Linked DNA regions of Homo sapiens: regions 2, 3, 4, 5, 6 and 7 are each linked to region 1. Evidence: chromatin loops called from intact Hi-C (ENCODE). Cell type or tissue: endothelial cell of umbilical vein. All regions are shown on one strand. Each heading gives the region's core, and the rest is flanking DNA. Links, peaks and the distances in the headings are about the cores only.

Region 1 (4,387 bases), core at 164-4,163:
TTGGTGGCAAATGGCAAATATAGGACCCTCTTCCAAGTAAACACATTCCAAAGTTAAGCACTGTCATCTAACAAGACATATCTGCAAGACCACCACTGGCTGTACGGACCTATTAGTTTATAGTCTCTGGCCACTTACATTAAGCCTAAGGATGTGTCAGTATTCCAAAATAATTATCATTATTGGATTGCAAATCTTCCTTTCTCCTTTCATCTCCTGTTACTCCAGTTCCATTGCTGACTTGAGACATTCCCTCTGAATATTCTGTCTTCTCTCACCATACACCATGCTCATTAATCCTCATAATGATATTATGGGTTTGTGCTATTGGTGTTCCATTTAACAGGCTGGGGAATTGAAGCTCATAGATGTTAAGTAATTTACACAAATTCACATGGATCATTTCTGGCTGTACTAGGATTCATTCACAGGTCCGCTGATCTAAAATTTTGCCCATGTACGCTTCACATCTTCTTGCCTCTCATTGAACTACTTCATACAATCTCATCACTGTAAGAATAAATTACAATTATTTAAAAAATACTAAAATAACCCATGAAACTTCTTATAATTGAACTTCCTACCTACTGACTCAATGAAGAAACCTGAAGTTAATTGAATATTCTTCTCAGATTCACTAGCACTGTATTTTTGGCTTTTGCATAAAATATTTGCTGTGTGCCTCTGTTCAGCCTGCTAGTTTCTCTTTAAAGGCCAGAGTCTTTTTTCAATCAATCATATTTATCAGCAAAACACAGTTCATCTCACCAAAATAACCAGAGGACAAAGGTTGAGTTAAAAAGTTCTGGGCAAAAGCCCTTTGACCATAAATTAACAGCAGATTGGAAATTTGATTTTTTTCAAAAGTCATTAATCATAGCAATCCCTAGTAAACAGTAATAAATATTTGTGTGTAACTTCTTTATACATTAAAAATTATCAGATCAACCTAGCACCAACTCATTCTGTTTGCTGGAATTTTTTTAAAGAATATCAACGTGTTTTTTTTTTTTAAATATATTCTGTGAACATTTTGATTGATTGGAAGTTAAAAGGAAGAGCAGGCTTTTTGCTTTCCTTGGGCTTAAGTCCTGTGAGGATGTCTCCAGAACTTCAAATAAGTCCCTCCAAGGGAGAGAAAAACCCAGCACTTAGCAACATGCAGCCTTAGTGCCTGGGGACTCCCTGTCACCTCACGTTGGAAAAGTGGCTGATGAACTATGCAGATCACGAAGATTGGGTAATAAAATCCCACCACCATCAGACCAGGAAAATCTATTACTCACCTCTTCTATTAATAGAGTTAGAACTTCGATTTCACAGTGCAAAAAGCTCAGATTTATTTTGCTTACTTGAATCTCAAAGCTTGAGTGGTCTCCGATTTGGGAAATGTAAATTCTGCTTCCCTTTAAACTAAATAATACTTCTATTTATAACACTTGTCATAGCCTCTACACTCTTTTTTTGCATATAAAATGCTGCAATATATATACCTACTCTAATGTTTCTAGTAGGGGACGTTTAGCACAGTGATTTATTAGAAAATAGGAAAGAAAGAACCACGCTCACCTCTGGGGCAAGGAGGTGGGTGGGGAAACTTGCCCATTCTACCCCTTTATATATAAGAAGTGAAAAATCTGTCCTGTTCATTTGTAAATTCACTTGGAACCTTTCTTCTTGTTGAGCTGTTTGATAACAGAAACGTGCTGAGATTTTTGTTTCAAGACAATTCCCATTTCTCAGAACTCCCCCTACTTTTTCTGTAACTATCATTCAGGAAAACGGGAATAGCAGCTTAAACAGTTAATAGTCAATTCCAGCTCCCATTTTTATGAGTGAAAGACAGTTTCTCTCTTAAGATGGTAACAGTTAAATGCAAAACTAATCTAACCAGCCATTGGGTGGCACTGTTGCTCCACTGAATTCTTGGTTAAAGAGCATTTCTCTTATACTAAAAAAGGGAGGCGAAGCGAAACCCTGATTGTGCCTTAAGGAAAGTAGCATTGTTTAAATGGGAAAACTGACTTTCCCCTGTTTCTTTGATTCTTTCTATCTAGTAAACATTCTTTGACCCAGAAATGACAACTACTTGTCATTGTCCGTATTCGAATGGAAATATTAATTGTTTGATGGGTGCTACCTGGAGTCTTGTGTTGAGAAGGATTCTGAGGCCGCATCCAAGACAATGGAGAGAATGTTATGGATTGATTAGCAATATTGGCTGTGGGTATGGAATATTGGAGTGGTGACATGCTTGTCATTCTTGCTTGAGAGTACATTTTGAACTCCTTGTGCTGATGGCCTTGGTATAAATTCTGCACTTTCACTGGGGCTAGAATGGAGAATATGTGGTTAGAACAGAAAGAAAAATGTTAGAGTAAGTTAAGCGATATGTTAGACTCAGGATATTAAAGCATATTGTTCATCCCTGATAATGTGAACATGACCTGAATTATAAGTGCCCTCTTTTCTTACCTACTTGATCTAAGCCAGAGTTTTAAGATTATGAGAAAATGATGTCATTACCACAAGAAGGATAATCATTTTGGATTGGCTGTCCACAGAAGGTGAAGGTCAAAACAAATTGTTTTCATCACAACATCAGAAACCTGGAAGCCCAACTATATATTCAGCACAGAGTTAATGATGCCATGCTTATTTGATTTCAAATCTATTATGGTTTTTAAATTTACCATGAAAGAGCTATGACTGCCATGTATGTATGATTTTGCGAGTATATTAAGCTTTCTCCAGCTCTCTAAAAACCTTACAATATTCCTTGACACTGGGGCGTTTATTGAACGTGCTATGCAAAAGAGTTTTCTGTGATAATAAAAGCCTTCCATATTTGTGCTGCCCAATAAGATAATCACTAGCCATTTGTGGTTACTGAGCACTTCAAATGTGGCCAGTGTGATTGAGGAACTGGATTTTACGTTTTTATGTAATTTAAATTTATTTACATTTAAATGTAAATAGCCAAATGTGTCCACTAGCTTCTTTATTGAACAGTAAAGTTCTAGCCACTTCAGAAATTATGAACTCTGGGATTTGGAGGCTGCACAGTCTATCAAACCACATGACCTTCACACAGGCACAATTATATCCAATAGAATAGTTAAGGCTTATTGAGCATTCACTATGTGTACTGCATTGTTCTTAACATTTTACTTATTTAATCTTCCCAACAACTTATGTAGAAATACCCTTGTCCCCATTTTACAGATGAGAAAATTTATAACAAAGTGATATCTGCTAAAATGTAGATAGATGCCCAACTGGGATACATTGGTCCTGTGTGCTGGCTGAGGTTTGGTTTCTCTTTCAACTAATACTGTCTAAATGTGTATTCATTGTTTGTTTAGGAAGGAATTTGAGCTCATGGATGGAAAGGCAGAGAAAGATGGCCCTGGCCGTCTCAGGTCCTCTCTGCAAAACAAGAATCCTCTTTAGAAGGTAGTGTCATGGCCATTTTGTTCCTGGGAGATGCCTCTTGAGAGTCTCATCTTCCTCCGTCTTCTCTAAATAGCTTACCCAAGTGTTCCCTCAACGAAACAGACTTCCGTCTTTGGAGGTTTTCCAGCAAATACAATTTTCTCCAACTTACTACATTTACAGTGTTGTTCTAACATCTTTTACAGATAACGCCCTGGGTAACCGCCTGTACCTGGCTCTGAGGGGGCACACAGTTAAGGTTTTGTGGTGGCCAGAGGACAGCAAAGTTTTACAATGGCAGAAAATCAGTGAAGGTCTGCTGAAGATAGAATAATGTTACTCCCAACACCTACCCCGGAACACATGAATATATTACCTTACATGGCAAAAGAAACTTTTCAGATGTGACAAACGGGTCCTGAGGTGGGAAGAATACCGTGGATTATTGGGGTAGGTCTCACATAATCACGAAACACCTTATAAAAGGCAGACATAAAATCAGAGAGGAGAAAGCAATGTGATAATAGTGGGGAGAGAGAGGGAGAGAGAAAGGAGAAGATGCTATAATGCTATACTGCTGGCTTTTAACAGGGAAGGAGCCAAGAGACAAGGATTGTATATGGTTTCAAGAAGATGGAGAAGGCAAGGAAACAGATTCTCCCCAAGAAACTGCAGAAGGAATGCAGCCCTGCCAGACCCATTTTTGAACTTCTTACCTCCAGAGTTGTAAGATAATAAGCTAGTATTAACGTAATTTGTTGCAGCAGCAATAAGAAGTCAATACACATTCTTCGAAAGAGAGACTTTTGAGCCAATTCACAGGATTGAAGAGCATTGTGAGATAAAGTCTTAGTCCACTGGGGCTCCTGTAACAAAATGCCTTAGACTGGATAATTTGTAAACAACAGAAATTTATTCCTCACCATTCTGGAGGATGCAAAGTTCAAGAACA
Region 2 (4,387 bases), core at 227-4,226, 410 kb after region 1:
ACAGCAAACCACTGGGTCTTGATCCTTTGTCCAGCCTACCACTCTGTGCCTTTTAATTGGGCCATTTAACCCATTTACATTCAAATTTAGTATTGATATGTATGGATTTGTTTCTGTCATCATGTTGTTAGCTGGTTATCATGCAGGCTTGTTTATATGGTTGCTTTATAGTGTCGCTGGTCGATGTAGTTAAGTGTGTTTTTGTAGTGGCCAGTAACAGTCTTTCCTTTCCATGTTTAGCACTCCCTTCAGGACTTCTTATAAGGTAAGTCTGGTGGTAACAAAATCCTTTAGCATTTTCTTGTCTGAAAATGATCTTATTTCTCCTTCACTTATGAAGCTTAGTTGGCTGAACATAAAATTCTTGCTTGGAAATTATTTTCTTTAAGAATGTTGAATATAGGTCCCCATTCTCTTCTGGCTTGTTAGGGTTTCTGGTGAACTGTCTGCTGTTAGCTTGATGGGGTTCCCTTTGTAGGTGGCTTTCCCCTTCTCTCTAACTGCCTTTGTGATTTTTCTTTAATTTAGACCTTGGAGAATCTGATGACTACATGTCTTGGGAATGGTATTCTTGCATAGTATGTCACAGGAGTTATCTGCCTTTCCTGAGTTAAAATATAGGCTTCTCAAGCGATTTTGTGGAAATTTTCATGGACAATATCCTGAAATATGTTTCCCATGTTTTGTTCCTATCTCTTTCAGGGATGCCAGTGAGCCATAGATTTGGTCTGCTGACATAATTCCATATTTCTCAGAGACTTTGTTCTTTCTTTTTTACTATTTTTATTATTTTTGTCTGAGTTAGTTTGGAGAACCAATTTCAAGCTCTGAGATTCTTTGCTCAGCTTGATCTGTTCTACTGTTAATATTTGTGATTGCATTACGAAATTCTTATACTGTGTTTCTCAGTTTTACTAGGTCGTTTTGTTCTTTCTGATAATGGCCATTTAGTCTATAAGCTTCTCTATCATTTTATTGTAATCCTTAGATTCCTTCGATTGAGTTTCAACATTCCCCTGAATCCTGATGATCTTTGTTCTTATTTATATTTTGAATCCAATTTATGTCATTTCAGCCATTTAAGCTTGGTTAAGAACCCTTGCTGGGGAACTGGTGAGGTCATTTGGATGAAAGAGGACACTTTGGCTTTTTGAATTGTCAGAGTTTCTTGGGCTGGTTCTTTCTCATCTGTGTAGACTGATGATCCTCTAACTGTGGTGTGATTTGAGTACAGTTGGTAGACTAGTTTTCTGGATGTTTTCAGTGGGCCAAGGCTTTGTCCAGGGTCTATCTTTGTAGCTGAATTCTTGTCCTTAGTTTTACGGGGGGGTATATCAACAAAGTATTTTTGGTGTTGACGTCTGGGCTGTGATCTAGTATTTGATGCTTAAGTAAAATGGTAGTAGGTACTCTCTTGCTCAGCCAGGTGGCCCCTCTATATTTCCTCAGGATTGCAGCCATGTTCCCTCTCAGTGCTCTGAAAGGGTGAGCTCCTTTCCCACTCAAGTGCTGGCTGCAGGTCTCAGCTTGACATTCTGGAGTTAGACACCACAGTTATAGGGTGAGCTCAGGCTTTATGTTCCTTCCCAGATGGAGGGAGCAGGGGAAGGGAATTTGACAGTTGCTGTGGCAGACGCCTTTCACTTGTCTCTTGGGGATCCACCCCATAGAAATGCAGAGCTGCTACCAATCAGTGCAGTTGGCCCAGTGTGGGGTGGTTACATTGTGGGCCCAAGCCTAGGTCCCCGCCTAGTGACAAGCAGGGAGGGCAGGAGGCTTGTTAGGCAGACAAACTTGCCTCTCCTCCTTAGGGCAGCTGTGGTGTGCTGGAGGTGTGATTAAAGTACTCAGAGTCTTCATTCCTTCCCCAGTCCAAGGGCAATAAGGGCAGTACCACTGCAGCAGCAGGGGCACAGGGGCTTTCAGTTGCCCCAGGGAGCTGCACCTCAGAGAAACTGCTATGGGGAATGTTCAGCCAGAGGTGCTGAGGCTGAACACTCACATGGAAAACAGTCTAAACAGTCTGGCCACTTTTCCATAAGGCAGTTGCACTGTGTTGGGGGTCTGCATTAGTCCCTCATCACTACATGCCCTCTGGAGCCTAAGGGCAACAGGAGCGAGGGATGCAGAGTAGCAAAATGGTGTCCTGCCTGCTCCCTCTGGGAGCTCTGTCCCACAAAAGTGCAGAGCTGCTACTGGCCCAAGAGCCCAGGTCAGTGGTGACTGGAGTCCCAGGTCAAGAGGCCCTGCCCAGTGAGGAGTAGCAGGATTGGAGATTCTTGTGGAAAACAGTCTGGCTGCTCTCCGTAAAGTGACTGCCCTCTGCTGGGGGTCTGCTTTAGCTAAAACGACTTGAAACAACAGACACGTAGACTTTAAAAATCAGACCTGTACTTGACTGAAGCACTGCTCTTTTTGTAAATAGGGTAATAATGATACCATAGTCACCCAGGCGGTAAAATCTGACCATTTAAAGGGTTACAAAGCATCCATTTTTAATAGGAAAATCACAAACTCCTAAAATTCCCCATTTTGACTGTTGACAAAATCGTGTTTTAGGGGGTGCAGGGGGAGATAGAGGTAGAAGAACTTATGAAAGCAAGAAATCTACTGTAATAAAATGCCAGGAAGCTTCAGAGAAATGAGATACTAATGTTGACTGAGGTAGAAAAAATACGAATGATACAATCTAAACTTTGTTTAGGACAGATAGGGATCATGCAGTTGTACAATGCCTGATACTTAGGCCCAATGCTTGGATTAATGCTTTATTATTGCCATCTTGAAATTCTTAATAATACTTGTACAAGGAGGCTTGCATTTTCTTTTGCACTGGACCAAGCTAATTATATACCCAGTTTTGAGGACAAATCATTGTTAGAAGGATTGTTGCAAAAAAGAAAATAACGCAAGCAAAGGATTATAATGGGGGCAGGGATTTCAATTTTATTAGAGTGAAAATTTCATAGAAAGGCAAGACTGTTTTTCAAAAGGAAAGGAAGGATATTAGACATGAACCCCAACAGCATGGGGCAACTCATATCTCCTGTAATTTATAACATCTACTTCTATCTATCTATCTGTATTTTAATTACTGGATGCTGATTTACACAGCTTGATCAATGCTGCAATGCTAATGTCTTGAGGACTCAGGATTTATTTTATTGTGAACTAGTTATGCAAATGAAATAAAATGACTCAGGAAAAGAAAGGGAGAAGGAGAAGAAACACTAACAAAGCCCTGGTTTGATTACTTGCTGTAGCTCTCTTCTCTCATATTCTACCCACAAAACCTTGTGACATTCTGATTGTCCAAGGAAATACCTTTGATGTTATTAACCAGGCTTCTAAGTGTTTATTAGTATTGTGAATAGTCAAACTGGCATCATGTGAATAATATCCACAGTCAAAATCTATTCTGCTACTATGTATCTTATACACAAATGTGGAACAGTGAAGAAGTAATAAGCGGATAGGGCATGCTATCTGTACATGGACAAGGGCAAGATATTGCTCATTTTAATTAGAATTGACCAGTATGATTGTGTCAGAGTCATTGTTCTACTGAAGCATGTTTTAAAATTTAAATTATTTTGGTAGTTTGCATTAACTTCAAATAAGTGTTCTCAGTGATAATATCACAATACATAGTACATTCAGACGGATAATTATTCACACAGTGACATGACAAAAAACCTGGACTGTTTCTTGTCAAAAAAGCAATCATTTCTAGTCAACTCATCTTTGACAAAGAAGCAAAGACAACTCTATTGAGAAAGGATATTCTTTCAACAAAAGGTGCTACAAAAAATGGACATCAACACATTACAAAAATGAATTTAGATGTTGATTTTTACATCTTTCATAAAAACTAACTCCAGAAGGGTCATAGACCTAAATGTAAAACACAAAAGTATAAAACTCCTAGAAGATAGCATAGGAGAAAATCTAGGTCACCCTAGGTTGGTAAAGCATTTTCGAAGCACAATCAATGAAGGAAAAGAATTATGAGTTGGACTTCACTAAAATATAAATCTGCTCTGTGAAATACACATTTAAGAAAATGTAAAGACAAGCCACAGACTGGGAGAAAATGTTTCCAAAAAGCATATCTGGTAAAGAACTTGTATCCAAAATATACAAAGAATTCTTAAAACTCAATAAAAAGAAAGCAAACAACCAGCCTAGCCAACATGGCAAAACCCTGACTCTGCTGAAAAAAAATTAAAAATAAAATTATCTGGGCATGGCGGTGCATGCTTGTAGTCCCAACTCTTCAGGAGACTAAGGCAAAAGAATTGTTTGAACCCAGGAGGTGGAGTTTGCAGTGCACTGAGATTGTGCCACTGCACTCCAGCCTGGGTGACAAAGCAACTCTCTGTCTGAA
Region 3 (4,387 bases), core at 199-4,198, 490 kb after region 1:
ATGGTAAAGCCCCATCTCTACTAAAACTACAAAAACTAGCTAGGCTTGGGGTGGGGGTTGCCTGTAATCCCAGCTACTCAGGAGGCTGAGGCAGGAGAATTACTTAAACCCGAGAGGTGGAGGTTGCAGTGAGCCGAGATCGCACCATTGCATTTCAGCCTGGGCAACAAGAGCGAAACTCTGTCTCAAAAAAAATAAAATAAAATAAAATAAAATAATAAATAAACAGTATGTAAGCCCTTGCTGGGAGCATATTTGTATTTATTTTCCTAAGTACTTACTTTCTCATGTTTTACATCTTTAAGATCATCACAATTTTACTAATTTGCCTCTCTTTATTGTTTCAATTAAAACCAGTAAAAATAATCTTCATTTACCTTTACTTTTGCCTATAATGGGTTGAACAGTGTCCCCCCAAAATTCATGTCCAGTTAGAGCCTCAGAATATGACCTTTTTTTGGAAATAAGGTCTCTGCAGATGTCGTTAGTTAAGGATTGAGATGATATCATCATGGATTTCAGGTGGGCCTTAAAACCAGTGATTGGTGTCTATATAAAAAGAGGAGAAGGACATCGTGACATAGAAAAGAGGGTGATGTGACGATGGGGTCAGAGATTGGAGCAGTGCACCTAAAAGCCAATGAATGACAAGGATCACCAGCTACCAATACAAGCTAGAGAGTAGCAAGGAAGGATTCCTCCCTAGAGCGTTTGGCAGAACATGGTTCTGCTGACTACAACTTGGTTTTGGACCTCTAACCCACAAACTACGAGAAAATAAATGTCTGTTATTTCAAGCCACTCAGTTTGTTAGTAATGGGTTACGGCAGCCCTCGCAAACTAATACAGTGTCCTGAATTATAATAAATCATTTCAGTTTAGAGGGAGTTTGCTTGACAGATGCCTTTTAGATACAATTGTCCTGTGGGCTGTCACCCCTGCTACCATTTCCAAAGGATACTGGGAGTCCACTCATGAATAATGTCTTAGTAGCTTTAAAAGAAGATGGGCAGGTTTCTTGGTGTCCAAGTAATTTTAAATAATGATGGATCTAGGAGATATAAGTTCAGTTCACTGTGCCTACACCTAGTCATCTATTTTAAGTAAGAACCTAAATAGGAATAAAATACATAGTTGACCAGGTGCTGTGGCTCATGCCTGTAATCCCAGAACTTTGGTTGGCCAAGGCCGGTGGATCACTTGAGGTCAGGAATTCAAGACCAGCCTGGCCAATGTGATGAAACCCTGTCTCTACTAAAAATACAACAATTAGCTGGGTATAGTGGCAGGCGCCTGTAATCCCAGCTACTCGGGAGGCTGATACAGGGGAATCACTTGAACCCGGGAGGTGGAAGTTGCAGTGAGCCGAGATTGGGCACTCCAGCCTGGGCAACAGAGCAAGACTCCATCTCAAAAACAAAAAAAAAAACCACATAGTTATTTTCAGGAGGCAGCCTAAACAGCTAAGAAATTAGTTGCTTATGGGAGGTAGGAGGACACGTTATTATGGAAGAGTTGATGTGTACACATTCACCTACTCTGCCACTTGTCAGTTACATCTTTGCCAACTGAAACTGTTTAAAAAAATGCTTGTATCAACAATTAAATAAACCACCTCTGATATTTAGAAAACTTTCCTTAGCTTCCTACTTGACACTTTGCACATTTTCTCCCACAAAGCAAGTTTCTCCTCTTAATTAACCAAAGGCAAGAATGATTTCTTTCAAAACTCAAACCTATACATTTAGAAAGAAAAACACCAACCCGAGGGTAAATTCATTCACATCGGTGTGTAAAACAGACCACTTCTGTTCAAAGCCCAGGAAGTGCTGATCACGCTCCTGGCCTCAATAGAAGATACAGATCATTAAAGCTCAACCCAGTGTCTGTAGCTAGGTTGTTTATTACAAAAGTAAGAATCACTAACATGTCCTCTTTGCTAGAACCATAAATCTGAAACTTCTCTTTATTAAAACTGAGATTTGACAACTGCAATACCATAGCTCCCCCTGCTGTTCTGATGCATATTGTCAGCTGCCTTTGGCAAAATCATTTTATGCCTTTCCCTTCCATTCGGCCCTCCTCTGAGCTGTTTCTGATATCTAAGTTTCCGTTTGCTTCTTAATTCTTCATCTCACCTCCCTGTGCTATTTAGCAACCCAATGGCAATTTGGAAATCGATTTTTTATGATCCTCATGTTAATATCATCTTTCACAGGCAGTGTTGGAATGATTCTACTTTTATTTAAGATCATTTCAACTGCTCTGCTAGAGCAGCTTGGAGCCTCGGAAATGGAGTTTCTACTTGCATGGACCCCTCATACATACCTCCCTGCACACACATACAGTAGTTTAAACAAACTGGAAACAAAAGAAACGTACATAACAGCCAAAAATGTTGCTAAGAACTTTATAAAGCAACGACAGAGCAGCATCAAAGCATCTGCAAATGCTTTCTCTTTCCAAATTAATACTCTATCAGTATAAAGGAGGCCACTCACCACTGGCTATATTTTCATTTTTATAAAGTATTTTTATGACTGTTTAGGGAAAGCCTGTATACAGCCATTCCCTCCATTTTGTGTGTGTAGTTTTCTTGCTCTGAGCCAACATTCCATCACCTTGGCCAAAGTAACATATATATATATATATATATACACACACACACATATATATGTATAATTTATAAACGTATTTAATTTTTATATGTATTTAATTTATATATTTAAGGTATGGCTTGACATACATTTTGGAAGATGCCTGGAGTATAAGTTATGGGTGACTGCAGAATCCTGATCTGGTAGGCTCTAGATCCTGAAGGCATTTTTCCTAAGTTAAAATTATGCATATATGCAAGATAAGGAACATGTATGTACCCCTTGTCTGGGATAGATGGCAGGCTAAGGGACCAATTTTAAGAAGACCAAGTGGACCTGCCATCTGGTATTTGTAATCATCAACTTCCATGTATGCCTCACCACTGGACTAGAAGCTACTTGAAGACAAACATTGTAAATTGTTCTCCAGCTCTTTCAGCATCAGTACAGAAAGCATTTTATGGATCTTGTGTGGCTGAGAGAATTAATGCATGAATGAACACTGCAGACCCTTAAAATCCTGTTAGGCAATATCGTTCCTTTCTAGACTCATCTTGCAGGCTCTATTCAAAAATGAAGCCAAAGGAAATTAGGATTTCAATCATTAGCTTTCCATGGCATATTTAGTTTGCTTTGTGTACATTTTCTCAAGCAATAGGCATTGTGTATGCCTTTGCTTTTGTAAAATATCCTACAGAGTTATTGGGAGAGATATAAGAAATATGTTACCAGATTCAAAAAGCACATAAGATAACCTGGAAGGCAAAACCAAACCACAAAGGAAACCATATATAAAACATTTAATTTCCAAACTGTACTTTACAAATAAGCATTTTGCAATTTTGATTAATCAATATTTATCAGCCAGTCTTTGTGGCTTGTTTCCTTTGAGCAAAGCACAATGCTGATGCAGTTTTTAGGAACTGCATACCTAGACGGATGAAATAGTAAACCCTGGGGCTGCTGCTATCAAAGGGCTTGTAAAACAGCATTTTCTGGATAGCCCATCATCTAATATGGTGCAATATGCGAGGTCTGCTTTCAGCTAGAACCAAATGTAAAAATTATGATTTTTATCAAAGAGCAAGCATGCCAAAGCCCTCTCCTGCTGCTGCAGCACCGGGCAAATGCAGGCCATGAGACCAAAAGCCAATGACCAAGGAAGGTTAAGGAAACACAGAAGAGAGCAAAAGCAAAAGCTATGAGACAGAGCGAAATCACATTGACAGATAGTTAAAGCCTGGAGCCCTCTTGTGTGATAATACCTGGAGCACACTGAAGGAACCTGTGCAGTTGTTACAGCATGGCTTTAATATGTACTTTGCAATCATTGCAGATGATGAATGCATATTCTGCTGTTATTTTTTTCTTTGTCAAATTGTGTGTCAAATATAGGATGATAGTAAAAAAAAAATTAAATGCCATATACCCCCATGCTTTTTTATTATCATCCCTAGGTAGAACTGCTGAGAACAACTTCATACATTTAATTTCAAGTCATTTAAAAAATAAGCTTAGAAACATAGAATCATTATGTAATCATTTCTCTTGCTCCCTCTGTGTGCATACATGTGTAGACATGGTTTTTTAAACATAAAAGAGAATTTATGACATTGATATTAACATCCATAGAATTAAGTCACCATTCTTACAGAGGGATAAAAGACAAAAATACTGATTATGAGAGACACAAAGAAGAACTAGCAGACCCTAAGTTATAGAAGATAGCAAAGAGGGAGCATCTGGGCAAAAATTGAGATAATTTCTTTACTGTGAATGTGATTAGGAAA
Region 4 (4,387 bases), core at 240-4,239, 440 kb before region 1:
ACTTAGTTTTCCATTGCTGAAAAGGGGATGGAGAGAGCCGTTAAGCACTTCCTCAAGGTTACACAGGGGGCAAATGACAACGCTGACTTTCAAACAGAAATGTCTGATTTCAGAGCCTGCACTTTTCACTGCATACACTTCCATTGATTGAAAACCACAGCCCACCTCCCCAACCCTTGGAGCCCACGCTCCTTTAGATTTAATCTCAATGCAGATCTTGAGCTCTTAGATCTAGGGCATTCCATCTTTGCTGCTTATGTTATGATTGCTCAGTTCAGGAACCTCCCCTCTTTCTGTCTATTCAGGCTTTCCAAGTCCTTTGTAATCTGGCCCCAGTGTTTTTCCAGCTGAATCTTCACCTCTTCTCAACCATAATTCCTGGCTAATCCTTGTGCCTTTTCATGCCTTTTTCTCAGGCCATCCGCACTTTCTGTGATACTCTTCTTTTTTTCTGCAAAAGTTGGTGTGGTTCTCTGCCCCTGCATTTCTCTAAACTATTTGTTTCTAGAGTGTGCCCCGTGGGGTTCAGTGGTCAAATAAGCTTGGAGAATGATTGTTTTTTTCAAATGGAGTTTTATGCTAATGTGCATTATAAGTTCCTCAAAAGATGCGATTGCATGCAGGGTTTCTCAAACAATTTAAACCTAGGAATTTAAAACTCACTCTTCCTCCCTCCCTCTTCTATTCTTTCTTCCTCCCTTCCTCATTCTCTTCCTTCCTCCTCCCATCCTTTTTTGTTTTCTTTTAAAATATTTCATGGGGCTACAATGCCATACTATGTGTTTTGGAGGATACAGCTCTCTTATAGTTATGGTGACTGAATTCCTAAGTAATGAGCCCAAGGCCAGACTTGAGGACTAATTCTATTCCTAGACAGGGTATGATGAGGGCATCAATTAGCCCTGATGATACTCTGCTGAGAATTCATTTTTTGCATCTAGAACTATGCTCTTTCCGGCTTGCCTAGTAACCAAAATCCTGTCTTATAAGGCATTCCAGTAAGTGCATTCCCACTTTGGGCTCCTGCACATTTTCTAATTCCTTTGGCCTGATTTGTCATTCCAAGGTCTGGCATCCTACCCAGACCCCAAACTGGACTCTGTATTGCTAGTTTCTCTTCATGGCATGGCTTACATTGCTACCTGTGTTCTCTCAATCTGCCTTTCCTGGTGGCCTGTCTCAGTATCCCAATCTTCATTATTGGCTCTATGCCTTTCTGACCCATCCTAGCTCTTTGTCAAGTATTTGGTCTGGTTTGGTTGTTGAAGACTTTAGGCTTTTGGGCCAAACAGTTCCAATTCCAGTTCCACGATCTGATAATTGTACACTCTGGAGTAAGTTACTTCACTTTGGACCTCAGCTTTCTCATCTATTAATAGAGGTAACTCCCTCATACAGTCCTTGTTGGGATTAAATGATAAACTGCAGGTGATATGCTGCTAATATCACGTGGCACAGAACAAGAGGGCAATAACTATCAGTCGTTATATTACCTAAGTCTCAAAGGCTTCTTCGATCAGTTTAGCCCACACTGAGCCCTCTGGTCTCTAAATATTTTGTGCTCGGTGTCTCATACTTAGCACTCAATGCTGTATGTGACTTAGTTACACTGTCCCAAGCTAGATTTGGAGTTATTTTTTTTTTTCAAAATTATGGATAATTTCATACATACTCATTAGTAGAGAGAATAGTAGCATGGATCCTCCTGCAGTTGTCATTGAATTGAGATTTTTGGGATAGCTCTTTTTTACCTTGCTCTACTGTTAAATGTATTATTGGTCCATACACAGGTGACAGGGAATTTGCCCTGACTGAGCAAGAGCTACCCACTGTGTGTGAGGCTTCATATAAAGAAGTACCTGCTCAGCCTCTCTTGGAATATGGGACCACCACAAAGTCTCTGTTTTTTTCTAAAGAATGGGGAGATGGAAGAATGGCACCCTCTCATATGGTTCCTGGAGAATCCACTTCACTTTCCAAAACTTTATTCTCCTGTCTCCTCTTGTCAGTTATTCAAGGCTTGAATTGTGTTCAATTCATTTTGTATCCTCAGCCCCTAACAGAACTTGGTGCAAAAAAATCTTTGAATGATTGTCTTTCCATTTTTGCTAAAGTTTTATTAGAACTGTTTTCTAGTATCAGAATTGAATCCCAGTTCTAGACCTAGAGCCTTAAGGCTGCAGACCTAAAGAAGACAGATCTCAGAGCTAAATCTCTCTCTTCTCTCTCTCTTTTTTGTACTGGATGATTGACATCTGAGGACACAGCATATTGACTTCTTTTAAGATGTTGAAACAAATAAAAACTATGTGCAGGAGGAAACATGATCCTACATTTATTTATGAGGCATCAGACAATGTCTCAGGAAACAGATGTTTTGTGCTGTAATTCCTCTTGATGGCACTGGAGCCTTAAATATCATCGCAAGTCCAGCCTTTCACATTCTAAATCCTATTATCTAGGTTAGCTCATCTGTATTCAAAAGATCAATGTTGCATTATTACAAAGATCCTTTCAAGTGTAAAAAGGATGGCACTTCATTACAGAAAGTAAAAGAAACTAATCAAACTTTCTTGGTGAAATCATTGACTTTTTAAAGTAAAGGGCAAATTTAAGAATTTGAAAGTCCGAGATGCGAGAGAACCCAGTGGTTTAGGCTCACCCTGGCATGTGCCTGGTTGTAGCATGTGGGTCTTGGGTAACCCAAAGAAGAAAGATTTCTTAAAAAGAGTATCAATGCTCCCAGCTGTTCTCATTTCTTCTGTCACCGCTTGGTTGTGTATCTTGGAAAAAAAATATACTTCTGGTGGGAAGACTCAAGGAGAGAATCTGTGCTGTGTGGTATACTGGCAATATTTGTACTGACCTGGTTAATATAAATTGTTAAGAAAACATTGGTAAATATTATTTATTCATAGTGTTAACTATTCTTTCAATAGGCAGTCCTTGTTTCTTTTCATTGCAGTTGGCATTCTCTGGGTTGTGTATTCACATACAGGATGTTTACTGGGGAGTACTTTTGGGATTGGCACCAGTGGAAGGGAGGGGAAGAAAACAGGATGCAGTAGAGGGAGAAGTGGAGTATGGTGCATGCCCAAGGATATATACACAAGGACGAGGAACTCTGGAGCTGGAATGGCCTTTCGAAACTCTCTTCCCTGAGGAGCAGACAGCCTGCCCAACAGTCATTGTGTTGTAAGTGGACCACCTTGGAGAAGGAGTTTGACTTTACCAAGGCATTGCTCTTTAGCTGGGGCAATCCCCAAAGAAAGATGGTAGCTAAGGACTATTTGCTAGCAGCACTCCTAGCAGCCTGGGTAAAATTCCTTTTATTTCTCAAAGAAGAATCTGGGAAGCACGTCACAGTCTCTACCACTCTTAATATCTTAAAAGAAAATGCTCATTGATCAGCTTCAGTGTAATAGGACTGTGGTAGGTACTGGGGCTTATCGTGGTGAATAAGAAACAGTCCTTGCCTTCAAGGTATTTATCATCAGCCTCTTCTTGCTAAGATTTGTTGATTATTACGATATTCCAGGCACAGTTCCAAAGAGTCTACTTGTATGAACTGTTGTAACGCACTAAGCCATATGAGATACTTAGAGCTCTTATCCTCATTTTATAGATGGAGAAACTGAGGCACATGGGGGAGAAATTTGGGGAAGGCTCTTTTCAGAGTCCTGATAGCCTGCTTCTATATTGCTTCCCAAATGTTGCCATTTCTGTAAGATCAAAACCATTCTTTGTATTCTGGTCACTTGTATCTGAGTTAACTATAAAATTTGCTTACTGACATATATTTAGCGTGGCTATTATGGTAAAGCTGCCCTGTCCAATAATAGTAGCCGCTAGTCACATAAATCCATAGAGCATTGAAAATGCAAACCGTCCAACTTGAGGTGCGTTCTTAAGTGTAAAACACACACAGGATTTCAAAGACGTACTGTGGAAAACAAAATGTACAACAGCTCATCATTTTTTTTTTTACATTGATTGCATGTTGAAACAATAATATTTTGGATATATTGAGTTAAATAAAAGTCTATTTTAAAAATTAATTTTAGCCTGTTTTCATGTTTTAATGTTGCCACTTGGAAATTTAAAATTACATACATGGCTTGCATTTGTGGCTTGCATTTTATTTCTATCAGACAACAGTGCTTTAGAGTACCTGAGATTTTTCCAAATGGGATGTATTTTGCTCTTAAATGCAGAGAAAGTCCTTATTTACTTTGGTATTGGGATCAGGTTCTTTTGATATGCTTCATTTAATTTGTATTTATTAATAAGGATTCTATTCATCGGATAGCCACTATGTGCTGGTTGTTTAGTGATTGTTGAAAACTAGTTAGAGGCAGGCTGAGTGAGATGAATTAAAGTTCTATTG
Region 5 (4,387 bases), core at 139-4,138, 320 kb before region 1:
CTCCATGAGGGCAGACAGGTCTTGTTTCCTGCCTGGAGAATTGTACTAATACCTGGTATATAGCAGGTACTCAAACTTTTTTTTAAGCAAATGAAAACATTTTCTTTAAAAGCAAATAGTATCTCAATATTGCCTCCTGCAGTCCTGTGGCTCTACTGTTTGACCATGGGAGTATATGTTATCTCTCCTTATTTATTATCCCCATTTGAAAAATAAAAGTCTTCCTCTTTGGAGATTGAGTGTCGTGTTTATTTTATGCTTGATGATCCCTTGGTTAAGGATGTATTCATGAGAAATAATCAGTACAAATGACAATATTTATGTTAAGCTCTTTTTTTCTATGAAATTATTCTTTAGAAATTTTGCTGCCTCTAATCTTTCCAATCTGCCATAAGATTATCCGTGAAATTGCTACAAGATTTGCCAGTGGTCTCACGGGATAGGGGCTGCAGCATGAAAATTACACTACAGTATTTTGAAAAAGTACATCAGAATTAATTCATTGTTGTTTTTCTTCTGATCTGTAAGCAGTTTAAATTCATACTGGCCTCTGCTGTGTGTGGGAGAGATCCATAGATAATTTGTGCCTTTAATGACAGAGGTTCTCACAATTCTCTACATGAATGTCATGACAGGGAAGACAAAAATCCCTTTTTGCCACTTAGAAATGCAGGACAAAGCAGCTGACAAATGTCATCTGGAATTTTATGTCATACAAACACATATTCCCTGTGTCAGCAAGGGTACGCCTATATGATTTTAGCCGTTTCCTTCTAATTTCTCTAGAAATAATGGGTTAGTTCACACAAGACAGTGTGGAGATTATTGATATAATCACAAATTGAAATGGGACCCTGAGCTCTCTGTTCACAGAAAAACTCGCCTGGCTTTCTCTGTATTTGAAGTGATTAACGATGGTGCAGCATTGTGGGAAAATGGTATGTCTATAATTATATGAAGCCACAGGAGGGAGAAACCCTTTCTGAACCTGGTCTTTGAAGACACCCAAGTTATTTGAGTCTAAGCCATTAGGGGGAAAAACAGGAAGAAAAAAGCAAGAAAACTATAAAAAAAATCAGAATATGTAGTTGTGACACTGGTCTAGGGAGAGACTGTGTGAGACAGAAACAAAACGGTTGGGGACATGAAAAGGTAACAGACAGCAGGAGATATTGGTTTAGCAGTTAAACAGGAGACTGTGCAAAGCCAGAGCCCTCATCCCGTTAGCTGACTGGCATCTCCCTGTCATCCCTATCACTCCACCCTCCTTTCTAACCTGTAATATGGAGACAATATTTCTCACCATCTTTTGTGGGACACAGTGACACAGACAGACTGCTAAAAATAGAAAAGACGATGTCAATATTATAAATAATGACGTAGAATAGGCTGGTCTTCACTGCAACCTCTCTCTCTCTTTCTGTCTCTCATATTTGTTAACGTACAGGCCTTCTTAAAATGTAGAAAGACTTAGGACTTATGTGCATTTCAGAATCACCTGTAAGGTGCAAGCGGCGTCTGGGACACTGTTTTCTCCCCAGCAGTTTTGGTGCCCTGCTCGAAGGAGATGGACTGTATTCTCCGGCTGCCCAGGGGCAGAGTTGGGGCTGGCCAGAGGATGTGAATACAAACCGGCAGCTTATTTCCATTCCTGACCACTTGGTGACACTCTAGCTTTAGAAACTGCTCAGCTACAACAAAACCCTGGCATACAGCTTCCTTCTAGGTTGGCTTCTGTGGTTTCAAAGACAGTCATTGTTTTGAAGAAGGTCATTTGGAGAGTTCGGTGGCTGATGTGATTAGAATGTGTACAGCGAATCGCATTCCAGGTGCTTTGTGTGCTAACACTTAGGTGTTATTACCAGCATTAATTATCCAAGGGACATGTAACAAACACAGGTGGGCCCTTGTTGGTTCATTTAAAAGGCAAGGCTCTGCAGAATGCAAACCTCCAGGTAGCCACGCTGGCCTTTAATTTGGAGTTTAATTTAGGGGTAGCTGGAGCACACCAGACCTCGTCTATTCATAGATTGGATGTCATAAAAAGAAAATTATTTCAATATTAGTTCCTCTCCAACATATGCTGCACACACACACTTACCCCTAGAGTAAAAACAGTCGGCAAGAACTTGAAAATGTTGTTAAATATACTTCCTTGCATGTGATAGTTTAGGTTTTTTTCCTACCCTCATCCTCTTTACTTGCATAACTTTTTATTCATTAGTAAAAATGACATTTTTCTTCACAGAAAGAACCATCTATCAAATGAGTTAACTACCCCCAGGTTGCAAAACACATCACCCAAAATGACACATCTTCATCTTCATCTTGTTCTCTACCTCCCTTTTTCTTCTGGGACCAAAAGGGATTCGAGGAAGAAATTTGTACACTTTTTTTTTTACAGCATCAAGATGACTTTCTAAAACGGAGGAGATTTCAGTATTTAGCTGAAGGTCCTTGTGTTCTGTTTTAATGGGAGCCTAGGAGGGGGGGTTTGCCCACTTTTAAAGATGCTAGTGAGAGCCGTGCTTTTCTGACTCATTAATTTGGAAAGGCAAGAGGAGGCTGCCATTAAGAAATGTCTTTGCAATTAATTGCATGTAAAACCAAGTTTTTTTCTGACACATTTATAGAAATTGCTTTACCTTATTTATGCTGATATGCTTCTGCTGGCCTTAGCGTGAGTGGAACTGGCCCTAGGCAAAATCGAGATGCTGGCAAAATCTGTTTCTAAGCCGCTTCTGATTTTGTTGCTCACCTTTCCCTTCTCTGAATCCAGAACTTCTTTTTTATTTCCCCTTAAACCGTATTAGTTTTGAGTTCAATTGCCTCTGGCATTCCACTTATGAACGGTGGACTGTCCTTGGGCTTGGGGGTCAGCAAGCTCTGGTAGGACCCTGACTCTGCCATTTTCTTGCTGTGTAAGTTTAGGGAAATGATTTAATTTTCCCATTTTGAATAATCAGTGAAACACGGTAGGTGAAGCTTGGTGTCTGGCTTCAGAAGAGTGGAACACACAAAGTGCTTGTTAAAAATGAAATTTTCTAAATCTTATTGTAGAAAACTGGCTCAGAATTTTAAGGAAAGACTCAGGAATCTGCACTTTTAAAAGTGCTCTAAGAAATTCTCAACACTTACCTAAGTCTGTGAACTCCTGGCTTAAGAAATAAATCTTCCAAGGGGTAACTGTCTTTGTAAAAGGATCAGGAAAAACAGCATCACCGAAAGGAGGGGATGAGTAATGGGGGAGGGGGGTTACTTAGATATCATGGTTTTTTTTTGTAGGGAAGAGATTTGTGGGCAAAACAGGGTGTGATTTGATCAATTTGTGGTCCTGAATCCCATCTAGACAGGAGAAGTTGGGCATTTGATTCAGTATATTGTTTAGGCAAAGTACACAGTACCTCCTTTCTAAAGTGGAGATGCTAAATCCATTGATTTTATTCCTTCGATGTCATTTTTTCCAACTTTTTAAAAGTTGTTTTCTGTATTAGATCATTCCTCCCACCTTTGCTGATTAGTAGAGGCTTTTGCTGGACTGTAAGCTCCACGAGGGTGGATACCGTGATTTTGTGCTCCTTTGGGATTTCAGGTTCTAGCACAGCACAAGCATGTGTGGTAGGTATCTGGTCAATGAATACCTGAGGTGGGTAGAAAAATTTTCTTAACCTCTAACACGTACTGATCAATCTTCCCTTTTCTTCGTTCCGTTCACCTTTGTGTATACTTAAGGCCTGAACAGATTGAGATTCAGTGAGCAATAGAACTGTTTCAGGGGAGGTTGATGCTCTGGATGAAGCTGGGTTGCATGTATTGAAAATCAGGGATGGCTGGATTTATGGAAGGCAGATTTTGAGGGAAATTAATTCAGTATTGGCTTGTGCCTGGCCATCTTTCTAGTTCAGATCATCTAGGAGATTAAAGATCCACTAACCCAATACCAGTCTGATTTGCAGAGCATGTTGACCATTTGGAAAATTGAGCGATGGAGCAAGTTACTCCCTGCCGGGCTTTGATGTTGACCCAGACATTTAGTGCCTAGTGAGAAGATTTTAAGGAGTAACAATAGTGAGGATTGTTTTGAACATGTTTAGTATTTCCCTGAGGCGGTAACAACTATCTAATTCTTCTCAGAATTCAATGTACATAGGGGAAATGCAGATTCCTGGGGGCCCCATTCTAGATCAAACCCATATATTGCAAACCATAGGCCTGGAGGAGAGCAGAAGAGAAGCCCAAGAGATTTAATTGGACTTAGTCTGGAAGAGGCTTTTCATGGGGTCCAGATCATCCCAAGTCTCCCACTCTCTTCCCCTCATCAGGGGCACTAACAGGAGCAATATCTGACATGTGTAATTTATTCACTGCTCTCTACATGGGAAGTTCT
Region 6 (4,387 bases), core at 229-4,228, 460 kb after region 1:
CAAGGTGGAATATTATAGTTTACATAAGAGATACATGTTCAAATAAGAGTTGGCAGGAGGGAAGCATGACTTCCCTCAGGGGAGTCATGGAGGAACCAGACTCTTCACTCTGTAGCACGTATCACAGTTTTCTACTAAAACCCGTTACCTTCTTCCCTGTGGTAATAGGATTTTGCTGGATACCTGGTTAGACTACATTTCCCAGGCTCCCTTGCCATTTTTGGGGGGCCCTGGGGGGACTATGTAACAGAGTTTTCTCCAAGGGAATGTAAATAAAAATGAAGTAGCCTCCAAGCTACTTTTTAAAAATCAAATGAGTCTCTTGAACATTCTCTTTTTCCTTCTACTGTCTGGATTTGAATTAGAAGGGCCTGGTAGTATAACAGAGCCAGGAGGTGGTAGGCACCAGGGTCCTTGAATCAATATGGATGAGGTTACCAGTAGACCAGAAACACCAGCCTGTATTATAAATGATCAAAAGATAACCTTCTATTATGGTAAACCACTGGTATTTGGAGAAAGGAGTCTGTAATGGCAGCTTCTCTTACTTTATAACATACTTTTCAAACATCTAACAAAATATATCTACCACCTTTCACAATTTTGCACCTGGAAGGGTTAGGGAAAAGTGTATCCTGGGGCCTCAGGGAAAAAAAAGAAAAAAGGAAAGAAAAAAATTACAAATGGCTTAACACAATAATTCTGTAGAAGATATAGTCAATGAAAGCACACATGAAGGAGTAATCAGTTCTGCCTAAGAGAGTGTTTAAAAGATTCACAGGGGGAGGAAACTTGAAGAATGAAGATATGTTTTCAAAGAAGTTGGAAAATAACATAGGAAGTGAGAACTGCATGAACAAAATTTAGGGATTAAAGAATGAACACTGGCCACTTCATGGGAAATTTAGTTTGGCCGAAACACTTGACACAAAAGAAATGAGAATAGACCCTGGAAGGGGCTCAAGGATGGAAAGTAAAACTAGGCCAGATCTTGAAGCCCTTTGGATACCTTGTGTAGTAGGCAGAATAATGACTTCCCTAAAGATGTAAGTATGATAGGCTACAAGGCAAAGGGAATTAGGGTTGCAGATGGAATTACAGTTGCTAATCAGCTGACCTGAAGACATTAAGATAGGGAGACGATTTTGGATTACTTCAGTGGGCTCAACGTAATCACAAGGGTCTTTAAAAGGGTTAGAGAAAGATGTGACTATGAAAAACCAGAGAGATAGCAACAGGACAGGAGTTGGCCTGATAGTGTTGGCTTTGAACACAGAGGAAGGGGCTACGAACCAAGGCAAGCAGGTGGCCACTAAAAACTGAAAAAGGCAAGGTAACGGGTTCCTCCCAGAGCTCCTGAAGATAATCCAACCCTACTAACATTTTGATCTTAGCTCAGTGAGATCCAAGTCAGGCTTTTGAGCTACAGAAAATACATTTGTATTCTTTAAGTCACTCAGTTTGTGGTTATTTATCGTAGCAGCAGTAGGAAACTAATACTTCTTGCTAAACCTGATCTTGGAGAACAGATGAATATTGGGATCAGAATTGCCCCCAAGAGGGTCCACCTGGGAGCAGTGTGCAAAATGGGTTAATTGGGCAGGACCAGAAAAAGAAAAATAGTCAGAGATCTATTTTTAACAGATTAGACCTCCAATAAGATGCTGGAAGGCAACTAATGCAGCAGAAGTAAGGAAGCCGAGAGAAAGAATATGCTTTGCAGTGAGAATAAGCTTGTTTTCCGAGTCTGTGCTATCCAGAAAGTTGGGGATTGGGCAGATGCAATGTATTGTTAAAGCAACGTATTCTGTGAACTTATGTAGATATAGGAGAATAATTCTAGTTTCTTGATACATTTCAAGATATTATTACAAATATTGAAAACAAAACCAAGGTTGCTTGCTCCTTTTCATATTTCTGAAGCATTTGTAAATCTTGATGCTTTTCCCCTCACATACTCTTTTATGCACAATGCAGATGTAGCCTTACCTGCAAATGCAGGCCTGTGTAAAAGTGACATCTTGTGTTGCTTTGATGCATTGCATTTCTTGTTCTCCCTGTCACGATTCCTCTGTTTTGGAAATTCTTTTACTTTTATTTTGCTAAAGAGCAAAGAGAGACTAAACTAAAATTATTGCAACATAAAGCGTATAACTCATGGTATTAAAAAATTACATTGTTCTCTATGTTATTTATAAATTATACAATAGTGACAGGTAAATCATTCCAATGACAGAATTTATATCTGCCCTTGTACTGGATTGTAAACCTGAGAGAGAAGAGTTTGATTTTTTTAAATTAAATTTAGTAGTTATTATGAAAATGCTTTAGAACAAAAGAAATCCACTGATTTGAAATGTCTAGAAACTAGCCTGTTTTCTATTTTCATGAAATGTTACTTTTCATGGCTGACGAGGTCCTTGTGGTTTCAGGTGTGAGAGTATATTATCCTATCTCTTACTATAAATTCACTTCACTGCTAAGTTTGAGGCTCAATGGCAATTTTATCAAAACTTGCCAATTCATTTTAGGCCACAGATAGAATACTCACACACTTGAGTAAATAAAAAAGTATGCAAAATTCTGGAAAAATAGCTATGTGATCAATAAAATTAATTATGAGGATGTCAATTGTTCCCTTCTTCCCCATGGTTAACAGGCTGGTATCAGAAATACTAGAGACAGAAAATCTTTCCAGCAGGTTAGTAAGGATTAAGGTGGTATGATGCAATCTAGAATAATGGGGAACAAAAAAGAATATATGGTTGAACACGAAAAAGAAAACTAAATGAAAGAAACAGCATGCCATATGATCACCACAGATAGAGAGAGAGAGAAGCCCAAAGCTTAAAGCTAAAAGAGAAAGGAAGGTCTGAAATCTCGAATAATAAAACTAGGAGACTGCTGGGAAGAAACACTCTGGAGAAGAAAGAAAAGGTGCCTAGATCAAAGATAGATGAGACAGAATCTTAAACGAAGAGGAATAAATGGTTGTCAAAGGCAGAGAAAAACCACAGAAGCTAGAAGCTGGCTGTTGGAGAACATGATTACAGATCCCACCCTTAGATGGGAATGAGACCGAAGGGTATGAGGGAAGGATATAGGTTCACTTGTACCATTAAACAGTAAATTGCAGCTGGTACAAACTCATCATTCACTCAAAGTTTACAGCCCCCCCAAAAATGAAGTGAAATAACAACTGTTAGATGTGGTGAAGACAAAGTGGTTTGTCAAATCAGACACCTGGGTTTGAAGCTTGGATTTCACTTTTTTTTTTTTTAAACTTTGCAAGTTCCCTAACTATTCATCTTGTTTACTCATCTGTAAAGTGAGGACAACTGCACCTTTTTCCTAAAGCTATTGTGAGGGAGAAGTGAGATAAGCAAACCTCCTTGGGCCTAGTTGCCAGTAATCAGTAGATACTAAAACTTCAATTAATAATTGGTTGGGAGATTGACTTTAGCTCTTTCTTGCCTAAGTAAATCATGATACACACACACACGTGATCAATAAGAGAAATAGATTTCTAAAACTGTTTTTGTATTACATGTGGAGATGGGGAAGACAATTACTCCCCTTTCTTGGTAAAAAAAAAAAAAAAGAATGAATCAAAGATAACAGAGAAGTTTGGGGCAGGCCACTTGTCAAAGGTAGAAGTTTTAATCTCTTTGCATATTGTTTCCCACATTAGCATATAGAAGTTGTGGTGGGAAGAATGTTATAGAGTTGATCTTTGAATAACGCAGGGGTTAGGGGTGCCGACCTCCATGCAGTTGAAAAATCTATGCATAACTTTTAACTCCTCCAAAATTTAACTATTAATAGCCTACTGAGAAAGCAAGAGAAAGGACAGTGGTATTAAGAAAATCAATATTATTTAAAAAGTCAGAATAGAAAATACATTTACTATTCACTAAGTGGAAGTGGATTATCATAAAGGCCTTCAACCTCATCTTCAACGTTGAGTAGGCTGAAAAGGAGGAGGAAGAGGAGGGGTTGGTCTTGAGGGGTTGGCCTTGCTGTCTCAGGAGTGGCAGCGGGTGAAGAAAACCTGTGTGCAGGTGGACCCACGAAGTTCAAATTTGTGTTGTTCAAGGGTCAGCTATACAGTTGGCTTTGTTTTATCCCCATAAGATCAAGGATAATTTACCTGGGGTAAAGTACGGTCTGTGGGCTGCCTGCAACGTTACCCCGCATGATGCCTGTTCAAACTGCAAAGTCCTGGAGTCATACCCAGACTTTCCAAAACACATCTCTAGGAGTGGAGCTCAGTGACGTAATGTTTGTAGCAAGATCCCTGGGTAATTCTGGAGTACCCTAAAGTTTGAGACACTTTGCTAAGAGAGCTTGCAGCACCTTCATGTTTACGTGGAAATTATCATCTTTT
Region 7 (4,387 bases), core at 185-4,184, 200 kb before region 1:
GAAGGAATAATTTACCAGAAAATGGGGTTATCTTAAAATACGGAGTGAGCTTTCACTGTAGGTGGTGAATTCCTTTTTTCTGAACAGGACAGTTAGTATTGGGACAGGTAGCCTCTGATGTTACTCCTTTACTGAATTTTTGCTACGTATTAACATTGTAGACATAAACTCAAAGGCCTCTCAGTACAGATAAACTCAGTTTCATTCAAATGGAGAGTGGAGCCTATGGCAAATTGAAGAGAATGCCTGCTCTGCCTAAAGTAATTTAAATTCAAATAATAAATAAACTCCATTGTGCTGGCTAAATAAAATTTATTATCTGGCTAACCGTCAGATCCACAGTGGTAGGCATATTCATATGCAAGATTTTTCTCTTGCCATTAAAATCTATATTATTCTGATTTTATCCATAAAGAATATGAGATAAAGGAAACTGGGTAATTTGTCTAAGGTCAAATAGCTATTCAGTGGAAGAGCTAGGATCAAACTCCAAGTACATTATATCATTTAACCTTCCTGATAACACAGACATTGAAAAGTTAAATCACTTATCTAATATACCCAACCTGTTTTTTAAAAAAGCCCCAAGCTGGTATATTGGCTACTTTATTCTAAGTCAGTTTGGGTTCTTTCATTGACATCTGTTGGTGGTGATGCTATTTTATAGATGACATCATGGGTCCTTGGGAAGGGTGATCCACATTCAATTTCAGGCGTGGTGCCATAAGGAAAATGAGAGAGGGATACACAGACAGAGTCAGAGCTTTATTTAAACAAAATAGTTGACCACAAATAAGATATGGTGAGCGTAGTGAGCTGAAATCATGTCTCTCTTCCAAATTTATGTCCAGCCAGAACCTCAGAATGTGTTTGGATGTGGAAATAGGGATCTGTGGAGGGATTTAATTAAGGATCTAGAGATGAAATCATCCCAGAATTTAGGTGGGCCCTAAATTCATGTCTTGTGTCCTTTTAATAGAAGAAACAGAGAGACCAACTAGCAAAGAAGAGCTAGCAACACAGAGAAAAAAGCCATATGGAGACAGAGGCAGATATTGGAGTTAAATGTTGCCACAGCCAAGTAATGTTGAGGATTGCCAGCAACCACTAGAAACTAGGATAGAGGCATGGGACAGATTTTTCCTTAAAGTCTCCAGAAGGAACCAACCCTATTGACACCTTGATTTCAGGCCTCTAGCCTTCATAACTGTGAAAGAATAAATTTCTGTTGTTTTAAGCCAGACCATTTTTGGTTCTTTGTTATAGTGTCTTCAGCAAACTAATATGGTGAGAAATTCTAAAAATTTACCCACCCTTCATCCACGTCTTCCCTCCCACCCATCCATATGCATATATACTTTCTAGCTTTGTGCCCTTGAAAATGTCAGCAGTAGAATTCTATTAAAGCATATTCTTAATAAACTTTTACAAAAATAAAAATATGTTACCTGGGAAGAGTAACACATCAAGCTATTAAGTATTAACATAATAGCAGAGTTCTTTAAAAAATGATGATTGTTTCTAAAATCCCACTATAGAAGCTCTTATGCTGATTCAAACAGTATTTTAACTGGATTTGAGTGAGAATATTTGAAGGTAAAAGTCAAGTGCTTCTGGCTATTAGTTTCTGAGAGTTGCAATTATTATAAATCATGAATATATCTTTAAAGCATAATTTATATCGTATTAATGTACTAAAACTCATGGTGATATAGAATACATGATTATAGTTTGCAGCTCAAGGAAAGTATTTTTAAAGCAGTAGATTTAAATTTAGTATTAAACTTGTTCTCTATTTTTCAAGTATAGTAGGACTACAAATTCAGGTGATAGCTGAAAATCTTAGAAGATAATTAAGCCTATATTTCTTACCACTTTAGGTTACTTGGAAGGGTAAATATTTTAATGGGTACATTTTCTATCTACTTTCTCTTCAGATGCTGTGTGCAGGCTTTATTAAGCATAAAGAAATGAACCCAGACTCAATTTATGACAAGTCTTTTTATTCATAATAGAATAAAGCATAATTTTTACTTCCTCTGCATAAAATACACATACATCTCCCATATAAATTTGAATTATTTTTTCTCATTTTCTTAGAGATGATGATTTCTTAAGAAGAATTCTAGCAAAACTTCTGAAATGCTATTGAGAGAAAAACCAGGGACCAAAAATGAATTTAGGTATTATTTCATTCTTTTAAGCTTGTCTTTACAAACTATTCTTTTGTCCTATCAGCAGAGTGCTCTGAAATTTCTGGCATATTCTTGTCTCGCCATTCTTGGCTTCTGTAAATACTGCTTCTGTATCACTGTAGATCAGCATTTCTCAAACTTGTACTATTAACATTTGTGCTGGGTAATTCTTTGGGGGGAGGTGGGCTGTTCTGTGCTTTGCAGGATATCTGGTTTTACCCAGTAGATGTCAGTAGCACCTTCTAGTTGTAATAACACACACACACACACCCGCACATGTGCGCACGCACACACACACAGACACACGTCTCCAGACATTGCCAAACATCCCTTGGGGTGCAAAGTCACCCCTGGTTGAGAAGCACTGAAATGTACATGCATTTTCTTCTTGATGTTAAATCTGTTAAAGGACTTACTGAGGATTTTGGGATTGTTAGATTCTTTGATTTCTCCCATATCACTGACGTTACAGACTGCTGAAGTTTTATAATTAATTTCAAAGCCTTTTACACAACTTTAAATTTTGAGATTCAGAAAGCCTATGACTTATAATTCTCAGCCGGAGAATTATAAAAATTAGCCTAGACTCTAATATTCTTTTCATTTTATAATTCTTGTTTACCTTCCCCTGATTTAGGACTCATTAATGTTATTTTGCATTTTACTTTTTCCTTATTCTTCTGTCTAAAAATCTACTCTTAATATTTCCTTCTTCATTGTCTGGAGTTACAAACTGTCTAATCTGCTCCATGAATATTTCTAGTTCTGTGCAGTAGAAAAATTTGCATCATGCATTGTTTTTCTTTCCATTTAATCATTTTATTCATCCAGCAAGTACTTATTGAGCATTTTTCTAGAGTAAGATCCTGTGCAAGATTATGGGCATACAATAATGAATAACACTGTAACTATTGAATCAAAGATATGTTTTGACACGAACAAATTAAAAATATTTTTGTAGAGTGTTAATCAGACTTCTCTTGGCTTCATCTTCCATATAGCTCTCATCAGCTGAAATCTGATTATGTAGCCATTAGCAGATGTGGCATTTTTCTTCTTTCTGGCTCTCTAGTTTCGTTTGCCTAGAACTTTAATCGTGTTTATCATATGGCCTGTGGAAGCCTCTCCCTCCACCCCCAATGAATAACCAGCTATGATCTTTTTCCCACCTCTTCAGAGGATCCACATATTGGTCTCTTCTAAAAAGCAAAGTTTTATTTTTGTCTAATGATCTGGTCTGCTGAGGATTTGCTGGGTCGTCATGGCTGACAATAATACAATTGTTGAGTGAGTCACTTGGACCACTTTAGCAAATTAATTCTCAATACTCTGGGTTGTTATCATTATTTCCAAAATTGTAAGGACTTACCCATGAAGATATATTTGGTGTGCTCCTAGGTTTACCCACCTCCCATCCCTTGAGACTTATTTTTAGGGTTAAAAGACTTCTCTTTCAACATGCCTGGCAACGAAGAGTGATGGACAATAGAAAGATTATGTGAGCCACGTATGTACTTTTAAAATAAATAGTAGCCCTATAACAAAGATAAAAAGAAATTGTTGAAATTAATTCTGACAATATATTTTGCTGAATCCTACATATCCTAACTATTACCATTTCAGCAAACAATGTAAAAATCGTTAATGAGATATTTTACATTCTTTGTGATGTACTAGGTGAAATCCAGTGTTTATTTCACGCTTACAGCACATCTCAATTTGGACTAATCATATTGCAAATTTTAATAGTCCCATGGGGCTAGCAGATATCCTACTGGATGGCAAAGGTTTAGAATACTAATTTGATAGGTCCACCACACCCAAGGTACAGAAAGTCCCAGCAAAAGGGTTATGGTGACTTCAAGACTGATATATCTTCCCAGTCCAGAGATTTTTATCTTGTTGTTATCTTTAAAATTTTTCATTTTGTAATTGAAAAATCTATTTGAGTTTGCTTTCCATGGAAATGAAAGGGTTATTCCTGTTGGATTCTTCACCATAGTGAAGGTAATAGTTTGGGGTTTACACTATTATGTCCCTATAAAGCGTGCTGTACATCTCCTAACAAGACTGCCATTCATGTTCTCAATAAATCTTGCACAAGGGTATTAGGGTCTTTGAACTGACAATTGATTTACTGCCTGGAAAATTATTCTTTATTGATTTATATTACATGGAGGCGACTGCAAATC

The links. Hi-C counts contacts between places; a loop is a spot of excess contacts. Peaks named below come from ENCODE experiments on the same cell type or tissue, not always from the same donor. Only the 100,000 strongest peaks of a DNase experiment are listed, where the experiment ranks them.
Region 2: it touches region 1 in a loop (14-fold over the local background); 3 of 110 quality-filtered maps call a loop at or near these places.
Region 3: a loop joins it to region 1, with 15 times the contacts of the local background. A loop is called at or near these places in 75 of 110 quality-filtered maps.
Region 4: it touches region 1 in a loop (8-fold over the local background); 27 of 110 quality-filtered maps call a loop at or near these places.
Region 5: a loop joins it to region 1, with 10 times the contacts of the local background. A loop is called at or near these places in 16 of 110 quality-filtered maps.
Region 6: a loop joins it to region 1, with 19 times the contacts of the local background. A loop is called at or near these places in 20 of 110 quality-filtered maps.
Region 7: it touches region 1 in a loop (8-fold over the local background); 2 of 110 quality-filtered maps call a loop at or near these places.

Annotation. Positions count from the first base shown.
Region 1 is chr5:164,011,366-164,015,752 of GRCh38, forward strand. No RefSeq gene overlaps it. Among named protein-coding and RNA genes, the nearest start is that of LINC03000, 280 kb to the right of the region's middle. In endothelial cell of umbilical vein, for the core only: a CTCF peak has its summit at 1,899 (motif pointing right); a DNase peak (open chromatin) is centred at 1,916; H3K27ac peaks cover 933 bases.
Region 2 is chr5:164,420,319-164,424,705 of GRCh38, forward strand. All of the region lies in intron 2 of LINC03000 (long intergenic non-protein coding RNA 3000), which reads left to right. Among named protein-coding and RNA genes, the nearest start is that of LINC02143, 45 kb to the right of the region's middle. In endothelial cell of umbilical vein, for the core only: no CTCF peak of the experiment used is centred there; no DNase peak of the experiment used is centred there.
Region 3 is chr5:164,502,344-164,506,730 of GRCh38, forward strand. The region is part of intron 2 of LINC03000 (long intergenic non-protein coding RNA 3000); the gene reads left to right. The region is part of intron 2 of LOC102546299 (a long non-coding RNA gene); the gene reads left to right. Among named protein-coding and RNA genes, the nearest start is that of LINC02143, 37 kb to the left of the region's middle. In endothelial cell of umbilical vein, for the core only: a CTCF peak has its summit at 2,009 (motif pointing left); a DNase peak (open chromatin) is centred at 1,998.
Region 4 is chr5:163,567,077-163,571,463 of GRCh38, forward strand. No RefSeq gene overlaps it. Among named protein-coding and RNA genes, the nearest start is that of MAT2B, 64 kb to the left of the region's middle. In endothelial cell of umbilical vein, for the core only: a CTCF peak has its summit at 2,420; DNase peaks (open chromatin) are centred at 305 and 2,395; H3K27ac peaks cover 331 bases.
Region 5 is chr5:163,694,808-163,699,194 of GRCh38, forward strand. No RefSeq gene overlaps it. Among named protein-coding and RNA genes, the nearest start is that of MAT2B, 190 kb to the left of the region's middle. RefSeq lists an enhancer at 1,723-1,772. In endothelial cell of umbilical vein, for the core only: a CTCF peak has its summit at 1,660; a DNase peak (open chromatin) is centred at 1,704; H3K27ac peaks cover 662 bases.
Region 6 is chr5:164,473,520-164,477,906 of GRCh38, forward strand. All of the region lies in intron 2 of LINC03000 (long intergenic non-protein coding RNA 3000), which reads left to right. All of the region lies in intron 1 of LOC102546299 (a long non-coding RNA gene), which reads left to right. Among named protein-coding and RNA genes, the nearest start is that of LINC02143, 8.3 kb to the left of the region's middle. In endothelial cell of umbilical vein, for the core only: no CTCF peak of the experiment used is centred there; a DNase peak (open chromatin) is centred at 2,012.
Region 7 is chr5:163,807,237-163,811,623 of GRCh38, forward strand. No RefSeq gene overlaps it. Among named protein-coding and RNA genes, the nearest start is that of MAT2B, 300 kb to the left of the region's middle. In endothelial cell of umbilical vein, for the core only: a CTCF peak has its summit at 2,391 (motif pointing right); DNase peaks (open chromatin) are centred at 2,475 and 3,115.